Regions from separate parts of the Homo sapiens genome. Here region 2 is linked to region 1. A link is an interaction called in ENCODE POLR2A ChIA-PET data of the cell type or tissue named here. Cell type or tissue: Panc1. All regions are shown on one strand. Each heading gives the region's core, and the rest is flanking DNA. Links, peaks and the distances in the headings are about the cores only.

Evidence for each region. ChIA-PET counts read pairs that join two places held together with the same protein. Peaks named below come from ENCODE experiments on the same cell type or tissue, not always from the same donor. Only the 100,000 strongest peaks of a DNase experiment are listed, where the experiment ranks them.
Region 2: POLR2A ChIA-PET joins it to region 1 with 6 read pairs; 3 of 35 experiments call an interaction of 5 or more read pairs at or near these places.

What each region holds. Positions count from the first base shown.
Region 1 is chr1:23,756,245-23,761,618 of GRCh38, forward strand. ELOA (elongin A) reads left to right here. Exons shown (of 11, transcript NM_003198.3): 9 at 30-141; 10 at 709-881; 11 at 3,268-5,374. The coding sequence ends at 3,329. ELOA-AS1 (ELOA antisense RNA 1) reads right to left here. Exons shown (of 4, transcript NR_038280.1): 4 at 4,138-4,907. Among named protein-coding and RNA genes, the nearest start is that of ELOA, 15 kb to the left of the region's middle. In Panc1, for the core only: no CTCF peak of the experiment used is centred there; no DNase peak of the experiment used is centred there.
Region 2 is chr1:23,596,342-23,601,715 of GRCh38, forward strand. No RefSeq gene overlaps it. Among named protein-coding and RNA genes, the nearest start is that of MDS2, 28 kb to the right of the region's middle. RefSeq lists enhancers at 448-1,245, 2,044-2,841, 2,842-3,639, 3,640-4,437, 4,803-4,862. In Panc1, for the core only: no CTCF peak of the experiment used is centred there; no DNase peak of the experiment used is centred there; H3K27ac peaks cover 1,396 bases.

The DNA of each region.
Region 1 (5,374 bases), core at 299-5,298:
GGCAGATGTTCATCTCCATAATTCCACAGGCCGACAAGCAAAGATGGCCTTTGTCAACTCTGTGGCCAAGCCACCTCGTGACGTCCGGAGGAGGCAGGAAAAGTTTGGAACGGGAGGAGCAGCTGTCCCTGAGAAAATCAAGTAAGATCTGTGTTCTTACCTGGCTTTTGTGTGCTATCAACCCTTAGAGGTAGCCATAGCGGCAGGAAGCAAATTGCTTTTGGTGAAAGTGAGGCAGTGCAGACTGTGGGCTCTGGAGGCAGACCTCATCAGCTCAGCACTTCCCTCACCTCCCTCAGCCTCCGCTTCTTGGACTGCAGTGCAAGGTGATAATTACCCCTGCCCTAGGGTAGTCAAGATTAAATGGAGAGCAAAGCCTGGCTTATGGGAAACATTCCCTTATGCTTTCCCTTTTCCCATCTAAACAAAAAACACATTTCTGCAATGATTGTTATTTTGTCTAAGCCACATTAGCCTTTTCAAAATACAGATTTATACCAAAACAGTGAAAAGTTAGTTGAGATTATCATTTTTTCTGAAAGGATAATGGAGACATCTCTGAGCCACCACCAGAATCCAGGGTGATAGGGTCCATTGGTCAAAGCCACAAACAGGGTGAGTCATCCTCACACAGGCCAGCTTCAGGCTGTTCATGCTCAGGGCAGATTTCTTGTGCTCATGCCTAACCAGTGTTGTCCTGTGTTGCAGGATCAAGCCAGCCCCGTACCCCATGGGAAGCAGCCATGCTTCCGCCAGTAGCATCAGCTTTAACCCCAGCCCTGAGGAGCCGGCCTATGATGGCCCAAGCACCAGCAGTGCCCACTTGGCACCAGTGGTCAGCAGCACTGTTTCCTATGATCCTAGGAAACCCACTGTGAAGAGTAAGTAACTTGGAGTTCCTGCTCAAATATTATTTCAGCACTAGTTTTTAACTCTCAATGTCATTATTCACTGTATTACATTTTGTGGACTGCATGTTGCATGTACATGATGCCTTGCACATAGCTGGTCTGAATGTCAGTCCCTCCTTCCCCCTGCTTTGTCCATAGTGCATTATATCTCTTAAATAGTTATAGTGAGTCTGGGTGCAGTGGCTCATGCCTGTAATCCCAGCACTTTGGCAGGCTGAGGCAGGAGGATCCCTTGAATCCAGGAGTTCAAGACCAGCCTGGACAACATAATGAGACCCTCTACAAAAAATTAAAAAATAGGGCATAGTGGTACACACCTGTAGTCCCACCTACTCAGGAGACTGAGGTGGGAGGATTTTTTGAGATGGAGTCTCGCTCTGTCACCCAGGCTGGAGTGCAGTGGCACAATCTCAGCTCACTGCAAGCTCTGCCTTCCAGGTTCATGCCATTCTCCTGCCTCAGCCTCCCAAGTAGCTAGAACTACAGGTGCCCACCACCATGCCCACCTAATTTTTTCTATTTTTTAGTAGAGACGGGGTTTCACCATGTTAGCCAGGATGGTCTCGATCTCCTGACCTCGCGATCTGCCCGCCTTGGCCTCCCAAGTGCTGGGATTACAGGCGTGAGCCACTGTGCCCGGCCGACCCTGTCTCTGGAAAAAAAAAAAAAAAAAAAGTGAAAGTAGAAAATAGTATCTGGCCAGGCATGGTCCCTGTCTCTATTAAAAATAGAAAAATTAGCCCACCATGGTGGCATGTGCCTATAATCTCAGGTACTCGGGTGGCTGAGACAGGAGAATTGCTTGAACCTGGCAGGCAGAGGTTGCAGTGAGCTGGGATTGTGCCACTGCCCTCCAGCCTGGATGACAGAGTGAGACACTGTCTCTAAATAAATAAATAAATATCATTGTGAATGACCATTTTGGCACTCTTCTTTTTTCACCTAAATATAAACTGACTTCTCTAGGCAATACCACAGTGTTCATAATTACTAATATTAACAGCTAAATGACAGGCCCTCTTACTGTTTTTTTATAGTCTTATAACTCTAGCTTCCAAATATTTATTCTTTATATCTAATTGGGTCTTCCAATTTATTTATTTATTTTTTTTTTTTTTTTTTTTTTTTTTTTTTTGGAGACAGAGTCTCACTCTGTCGCCTGGGCTGGAGTACAGTGGCGTGATCTCGGCTCACTGCAACCTCCACCTCCCAGGTTCAAGCGATTCTCCTGCCTCAGCCTCCCAAGTAGCTGGGATTACAGGTGCCCGCCACTAAGCCCAGCTAATTTTTTGTATTTTTAGTAGACACGGGGTTTCACCATGTTGGCCAGGCTGGTCTCGAACCCCTGACCTTGTGATTCGCCCGCCTCAGCCTCCCAAAGTCCTGGGATTACCAGCGTGAACCACCATGCCTGGCCGGGTCTTCCAAATATTTATTCTTTATATCTAGTTGCGTCTATTTTGTATTTTGTTAACTTTATTACCATAGACTATCCCCAGTATCCTAAGGGGATGTCCTAACTTAAGTCTTATTCTGTATTAATTGCAGGGCCCATGGGAGGGTGGGAGTCCTGGCTTGAGCTACAGCTATGCTCAGATGAACCATTCAGGAGGCAGGCTGGCCTTCCTTAGGCAGTACTTGCATAGCCACCTTAGACCTGTTTCTACACTGGACAGATTGGGGGTAGACGTGCTGTTTACTGGTTTGGCTATTTGTGAGGCAAAGTTAAGTTATGACTGAGTATGGCCTTTAGAGTCTGGCAAGGGCCGGGGCACAGTGGTTCACACACACCTGTAATCCCAGCACTTTGGGAGGCTGGGGTAGGAGGGTGCTTGAGCCCAGGAGATCGAGACCAGCCTGAGCAACATAGTGAGACCCTGACTCTACAGAAAATAAAAAAAAATTAGCCAGGCATGGTGGCACACTCCTGTAGTCTCAGCTACTCTGGAGTCTAGGAGGTAGAGGCTACAGTGTGCTGTGATTGTGCCAATGCACCCTAGCCAGGGTGACAGAGTGAGACTCTTTCCTTACAAAAATAAAAACAAGAAAGTCTGACAGAGATTGAATTGTAATTCTGTACCTTACTGTACAACCATGGGCAAGTTGGCCAGGCTCTCTGAGCCTTGGTGCAGGTGGTTAGAGAGAGTGGTGGTCATGCCCCTGGCAGGTCCTCCGAAAGTGTCTGCTCTGTGCTGTTGCTTTTATTGCATTGTGAACAGAGGAGATAGTTACTACTTGTATCTCTGCCTGGTGGTGCACAGCCAAGAATAGCAGAGCTGGCTTTGACTGTAAACTACTGGGGGTGTGTCTAAGCCGCCACAGATCTGAGACAGCTGCCTTGTTTCTCTTTTCACAGAAATTGCCCCAATGATGGCCAAGACAATTAAAGCTTTCAAGAACAGATTCTCCCGACGATAAACTGAGGACTTGCCTTGGAAATGGAATCTGGGGAGGCAGGAATACAAGGACAGTGGGGGTTGGGGAATGGAATTCTACAGGAGACTGGAGTCTTGCTTTGTGGATCCTTTTGGTCTCCGAGTCCTGCAGTCTGCAGGTGCTGCCCCTGGGAACCTGCGTGCCACAGCCCCGCCTCCCTGCCTGGAGCACACTTTAGAATTCTGAAGATGTGAAGCCTCTGTCTCACTGAGGATTTTAAAGGTCAATTATACTTTTGTTGTTCATTAGCATCTTTGTAAACTATAAGACGTAGTTTTAATTAATAAATATTGCCCCCAGATTGTATTTATATTATCCCCCAGGTTTGTTTTTGTTTTTTGTCCTCTACCACACATTTAGCCTTTTATCTTCCAGGTCCTTATTAAAATCAGATGAAAGCCTAGTGAAAGCCAGTCTCCTGCCCCAGCTCAGCTCTGTGTGGACTCTGGTCCAGACAGAGGACTGGGCATCTCCAGAGCCTGCACAGTACCTGCTGCACGTAGGGCAAGGAATGAGCACTAGACCGCCTGTCCCCAAGGGAGCCTCAGTGGGGCGACAGGGTGCTCGGCGGACTCCACCTCAGGCCCTCCCCACTGTTGCTGTGCATTCCTGTGCAGGTGCATCTCTTTCTTACTAACTGGTATTTATTAAGGGAGGTGCTCTGTAGGTCTGGAGCCTTTCCCTCATCCTTTTTGCGAGTCCCCACCTTTTTGTTTTTTTTTTTTTCTTTGAGGCTCACTAGAGGACGCAGAACCTTGGGAGATTGATTTGCACAGAACTCCCCACCTCCCACTTTTACAATTTCCAGTTTCTGATTGAAAATTTTAGGGTTTCTCCCCACTGCCCTTCCCTATCTTTCCTTCCCCTCAACACCATGAAGGAAAAACACACACGGCAGGGCTTTTTGTAGCCCTGAAGGCAACTTTAGACATTTAAAATCCAGCACTTTAATCTCTTGTTCTCTGTGAATCACTATGAGAAGTGAATGGTTTTAAAGGCTGTAATGCTATGTTGGAAATTGGTTTGTTTTGCCTTTTATTGAAAAGGTAAGATCATGTGATTGGAAGAACACAACTGTTGGCTTGGGAAGAGGACTTTGCTGCTGAAGTGTTTTCTACCTTCTGAGTGTGTTTAAGGCAGGATTTGGAGGGAAGGACCAGCTTAGGGAGAGTGTCTGAGCCACAGCGTCAGGATGGGGGAAACCACATGGGATCCATCAAGTTCCAGTTGAACAGGAGCAAGATCAGAACTTAGGAGGGCAGTGTCAGCTCCCTTGTTGGCTGTCAAGGAACACCGATCTAGTAGAAACCCACTTGGTTGTGACCCAGGTAGAGGTAGATGCCATACATTTGAGATATGCGTCCTTAAGGAACCTGACAAGCAGACTGAAGGGATGGTAAGTGTGACAGCCTGATAAGTTTTCTCAAAGCCCAGGATACAGAGCCAGTGTTTTCTGTAACTGGAGACCTCAGTTAGGCCAACTTCGAATTCCAGAGCAACGTAGGAAGTCTATTCAGCAGAAACTCGACATTGTTCAGTGTGTATTGCTGTGCAGGGTGCCTATTGTGACAGGACACAAATGTTACTATGTTTTAATTTGCTATATTTTTGAATGGGTAAAGCATTACTTTACTTCTCTTGGTTACTTGTACCACCATTCCACCCCTATCCCTAGCCTGCCCCACAAATCTAATATTAGGAAGCCTCTTAACTGAAACCAAATGAACATTTGGGTCAGGTGCCAGATGTCTGCTGCCTAGAATAGCTTTTTCTAGGTGTCTACCACCTTGAATTTATCTCTTAACTGTGTGTTCAAGTCTTTGTCATTGAAACTAGTTTTTCATATCTTAGATTCAGTTGTGTATGATTTAATGTCCCTTATTAGGAGTCTTTAGGCAGGGAGGGAAGAAAAAACAGATTTGTTCATAGCAATGTCAGTATCCATTTTGGCACATAAAGATTTTTGATGAGCCCTGTTTGCATAGAGCCAGATGTTTTCCCCTCCCCCAAGAGTATCTACATCAGGG
Region 2 (5,374 bases), core at 56-5,055, 160 kb before region 1:
CATGGGAAGTTCAGTGCCAAGCACAGGGTCTAGTGTATAATAGGTGCTTAATATGAGTTTCCTGGGTGAATGAGTAGCCTTTGACCTTCTCTGTTGACTGGGTCCCACACTGTTGGGACAGCACAAACAACTTTACTTAAAGGTAGTTTCTGGGTACCAGTGCAACCCAGGCTGGCGACAGCAGGCGTAGAAGCAGGGCTAAGCTGGCTTCTTAGTCATGGCCAACACTTTCCTCCATTTTGGATTCTGTCTGTCCAGCCCCCAAGCTTAGCCTTTCCCAGACTGAATCTCTCTGCCTTCTAAGACACTGGAATGCTTCTTCCCCCACCCCATGACAGCTCTCACACTTGGCAAAGCCCAGTCACTGAAGTAGTTATGTCAGGTAGGCTGGGCCTTTTACTTAGTTCCTTCGAGTCTCTGAGCCTTTGGCTATTGCTAGCACAGTGGTGGGCCCATAATAGGTGCCCAGTAAGTATTTGTTAAATGAATGAACAAACGAATGATGAATGAATGAGAGAGTGAATCAGGACTCAGTGAATCTGCAGCTCTACTGAGCTCTCTGCTGGTAAAGCTCTGGATTGATGTGTGTGTGTGTGACCTTGGCACTTCTGGGCCCTGGTTTACCTTGGAAATGAATAGGTTTGATGGAACTGTCAGAGGCATTTGAACCAGGAACTCCATCTTGAATAGGGGCTGGGTAAAATAAGGCTGAGATCTACGGAGCTGCCTTCCCAGGAGGTTAAGGCATTCTTAGTCACAGGATGAGATACGACGTTGGCAGAAGATACAGGTCATAAAGACCTCGCTGATAAAACAAGTTGTAGTAAAGAAGCCGGCCAAAACCCACCAAAACCAAGATGGCGATGAGAGTGACCTCTGGTCATCCTCAGTGCTACACTCCCACCAGCACCATGACAATTTAAACACAAATGCCATGGCAATGTCAGGAAGTTACCCTATATGGTCTAAAAAAGGGAGGAATCCTCAGTTCCAGGAATTGCCCACCCCTTTCCCAGAAAACTCATGAATAATCCATCCCTTGTTTAGCATATAATCAAGAAATAACCATAAAAATGGGCAACCAGCAGCCCTCAGGGATGCTCTACGTATGGAGTAGCCACTCTTTAATTCCTTTACTTTCTTAATAAACTTGCTTTCACTTTACTGTATGGATTCACCTCAAATTCTTTCTTGTGCAAGATCCAGGAACCCTCTCTTGGCATCTGGATTGGGACCCCTTTCTGGTAACAGAACTAGCCCCATCCACCCGTGTCCATAGTGGCATGCTGGACAGACAGGGAACATTGCCATGCTTGGCCTCCCCACCATGTACACACCCAGATTTTGATGAAACTCAAAAATTGTTGTGTGGAAAGCAAAGCCCTAAAATGATTTGCAACCATCACAATTGTTGACCCAGGAAATAGCAGCTCACTGTGGGTTGGGGCTTACAATCCTCAGTGCAAGAGCAAGACTTCCTTTTGTTCTCCTCAAGGAAGCAGATGGCAGAGCCTAGGGTGTGAATGACATTATTACAGGGATTCAAGTGTTCGTCTCTTTATCTAGTTAACGACTATTTATGGAGCATTTTCTAAGTCCTTGGCCCTGGGGATGCAACAATGAGCAAGAAGCCCTTTTGGAGCTTACATTCTGGTGGGAGAGACAGGAAGTTCAAAAATAAAGATACATATTAAATGAGAGGATCTCTGATAATAAGTGTCATGAAGGAAATCACCCAGTGCTGGGTTAGAGGGGGAAAGGGAAAGTGGGTTACCTTAGCAGGTTCCCAGAGCTTCACTGAAGAGTTTTATTTGAGCTGCAACTAGAGGATGAGAAGGAGCTGACCTTGCAAAAAGCAGAGGAAAGAGCACGGCAGGCGGAAGGAACAGCATATGCAAAAAGCTGTGAGGGGGAAAAGGGATGGTTGGGAATCCTTTTTATTTTTCTAAACAAGCAAATCAATATGAAACTATAATTATTTAGTTATTAGTAGTGCCAGATTAATTTTTTCATTCAGCAAAACAAGCCCCTACTGTGTAGCCAGCCCTGGTTTAGGCCCTGGGGACAAACAATGATGAATGAAAGCGACATTCTTGTCGCACAGGTCCTGGGCCTGGCACCCCATGGAGATGAGCTGGTCTGATGTTTGCAAAGGGCTCCCCAGCTTGGATCCTTGGGGAATCCAAATAAACCCTGCGGGTTCTGGCATCCCAGGCCTCCCTCCAGCCGGCTGGCGGCTCCAGGCCTCCATAGGCAGGCGGTTTCTCTGTTTCCTGCCTTTCCCTCCCCCACCCACCTGGGCACAGAGGGTCTTTCATCCATTGTTACTGCTTCCTGCCCATCCATCTCCAGCTGCTGGTCTGAACCCTGCAGATTTACACTGACAAGCGGATGCTTTTACCAGGACCCTCGAGGGGGATAGGGAGGGGAGTGGTGTGGAGTGTTAGGGGGAGGGGGGGAAGGAGGACCAGAGCTCTGTGACAAGGAAGAGTTTCCTGCTCTGAAGAGGTGTTAGACCCTGAGGGCTGAGAGGACGGGAAGCAGGCCTCTGTCCCCAAAGCCTCCCTGACCACGCTGGGGGAGGGGGTGATTTATGACCCCTGACCTGGCAGGGCCTCCAGTCCCCTTGGACTGGGTTTGGGTTCAGCTACATCTTCCCTGGCTAAGGGATGCACTGGGCTTGGAGTCAGGAGACCTGGGTTTCCGTACCCTTTCCACCAACTATCAGCTGAGTGACTTAGGAAAGTTTCTTAGCCTCTCTGGGCCTCAGTTTCCTCACTGGACAGGGGGGTCTGATAACCCATGCCTAGCAGAGGTTATTGTGAAAATGAATATGATCATGTAGGATAGATGGTTGCAAAATACCATAAAATGAAGAGCATTTTCTCCCCTGGAGCTCTTTCTCCTTCTATCCAAAGAAGAAGGTTATAAGCTGGCTTCTGTTAAGGCAGACTTGATTTAGCACCTACTGTGTGCCAGCTGCTGTTTGGGGTATTGAGGATAAGGAGACACAAGTTCTTGCTCTTAAATGAGACAGACAAACGAACAGACATGCAGCATGCAATTGACTGCAGCATTTGGACACAGTGGCCAAAAATGTGGCTCTGGAGCCAGGCTGCCTGGGTTCATTTCCCAGCTCTGCCACTTGCTGGTTGTGTGGTCTTAGGCAAATTATTTAACCTTTCTGCACCTCAGTTTCCAAAGTCTGTACAGTGGAGGCAATAATTGCCCACTGCATAAGATTGTTGTGAGGACGAAATTATTTAATACTTGTAAAGCATTTAGTTTATGCCTGTCATACAGAAAGTGCTCAATAAATAAAGTTATTATAGGTGCTGATGAAGTCAACATGGAGTGGGGAGGGCATGGCCAGCCAGTACTATAGATGAGGAAGACTTTATGAGGAGCTGAGTCTTAAATGATAGGTGTGAATGAATCAGCAACAGGAAGGACGCGGTGGCTCACGCCTCTAATCCCAGCACTTTGGGAGGCCGAGGCACGTCGACCACCTGAGGTCAGGAGTTCGAGACCAGCCTGGCCAACATGGTGAAATCCCATCTCTACTAAAAATACAAAAATTAGCCGGGCGTGGTGGCACCTGCCTGTGGTCCCAGCTACTCGGGAGGTTGAGGCAGGAGAATCGCTTGAACCCGGGAGGCGGTGGTTGCAGTGAGCCGAGATCACGCCATTACACTCCAGCCTGGGGTGACAGAGCGAGACTCCTCTCAAAAAAAAAAAAAAAAATGCCAGGCACGGTGGCCTACACCTGTAATCCCAGCACTTTGGGAGGCCAAGGTGGGCAAATCACTTGAGGTCAGGAGAGTGCCTGTAGTCCCAGCTCCTTGGAAGGCTAAGGTGAGAGGATCACTTGAGCCCAGGAGGCGGAGGTTGCAGTGAGCCGAGATGGTGCCACGGCACTCCAGCCTGGGTGATGGAGCAAGACTCTGTCTCAAAAACAAACAAACAAACAACAACAGAAGAAACATCACCATGTCTGTGAGCTGATTCATTCAGCTGGTGGTCTAGCTTCCGGCTTCATTCATCCACCAACTCTTCCGTGAGCATCTACATAGTGCAAGGCACGTTCCTCTCTGCTGGGGCTATAAAACAAAGCAGAGTTGGTCCCTGGCCCTGGAGCTCACCATTCATACGGGGAGGAAATGAGGAAATAACCTGTTTCATCAAATGACCAGAGACTGCTACGGCCTCTGGAGCTGCCCCCAGGCAGATTCTCGGTGGTTTGCAGACTTCTCAAATGAACATGCCCCAAACCAGATTCCCACACCCAACCCTCCTGCTTGCAGGTTCCCCTGATTAGGAAATGGCACCAACACCCTGCAGGCGCTCAGGCCAGAAACCTGTGTGTCCCCTCCAGTACCCTCCACACTAACCCACCACTCATCCCATCCATCTGCAGCTCCTGTGACTTTTGTTTCAAGGACATGTTTGTAATCCATCTTCTGTTCTCTCTGTTTTCCCATCTTAGTCCAGGCTGCCATCACTCCTGCCTGGATGCCACGTCGGTTGCCTAACTTGCCTTCTTGCGGCCTTTGCCTCTAATCCTTATCCCACACAGCAGTCAAGAACAGGCTTCTTCAAGCCAGGCACAGTGGCTCACGCCTGTAATCCCAGCACTTTGGGAGGCCGAGGCGGGCAGATCACCTGAGGTCAGTAGTTCGAGACCAGCCTGGCCAACATGGTGAAACCCTGTCTCTACTAAAAATACAAAAATTAGCTGGGCGTGGTGGCGGGCGCCTGTAATCCTAGTTACTCCGGAGGCTGAGGCAGGCGAATTGCCTAAGCCCTGGAGGCGGAGGTTTGCAGTGAACAGAGTTGGAGCTACTGCACTCCAGCCCAGGCGACAGAGCAAGACTCCATCTCAAAAAAAAAAAAAAAAAAAGAACAGGCTTCTTCAAAGGCAAACCACATCCCCCAGTTTCACTGCTGAAAACCTTGCTTCAGTAGCTTCCCACCGCTCTGGAATCAAACCAGAAGCCTATGCACATCCTTAAAGCCAGCACACATCTGGCCTTGCCCTCTTCCAGCCTCCTCCTGCACGTCTACACCCTTTTCCCCATGTGCGCTGGCTTTTTAGTTTCTTGAGCCACCAAACTCACTCTCCTGGAGATGCTCTTCCGCTCTTTCTTTGCTGGGCTGGCTTCTTCTCACCCTTCCGGTCTCAGCTTATATCTTCCCTCCTTCCAGAGGCTTCCCTGCCCATCCCAGCTAAAGTAAATCTCCCCTGTCAGTTTTTTGTGCTTTTTTTTTTTGTTTGAGACAGAGTTTCACAATCTCGGCTCACTGCAACCTCCACCTCCCCGGTTCAAGCGATTCTTCTGCCTCAGCCTTCCTATTAGCTGGGATTACAGGCATG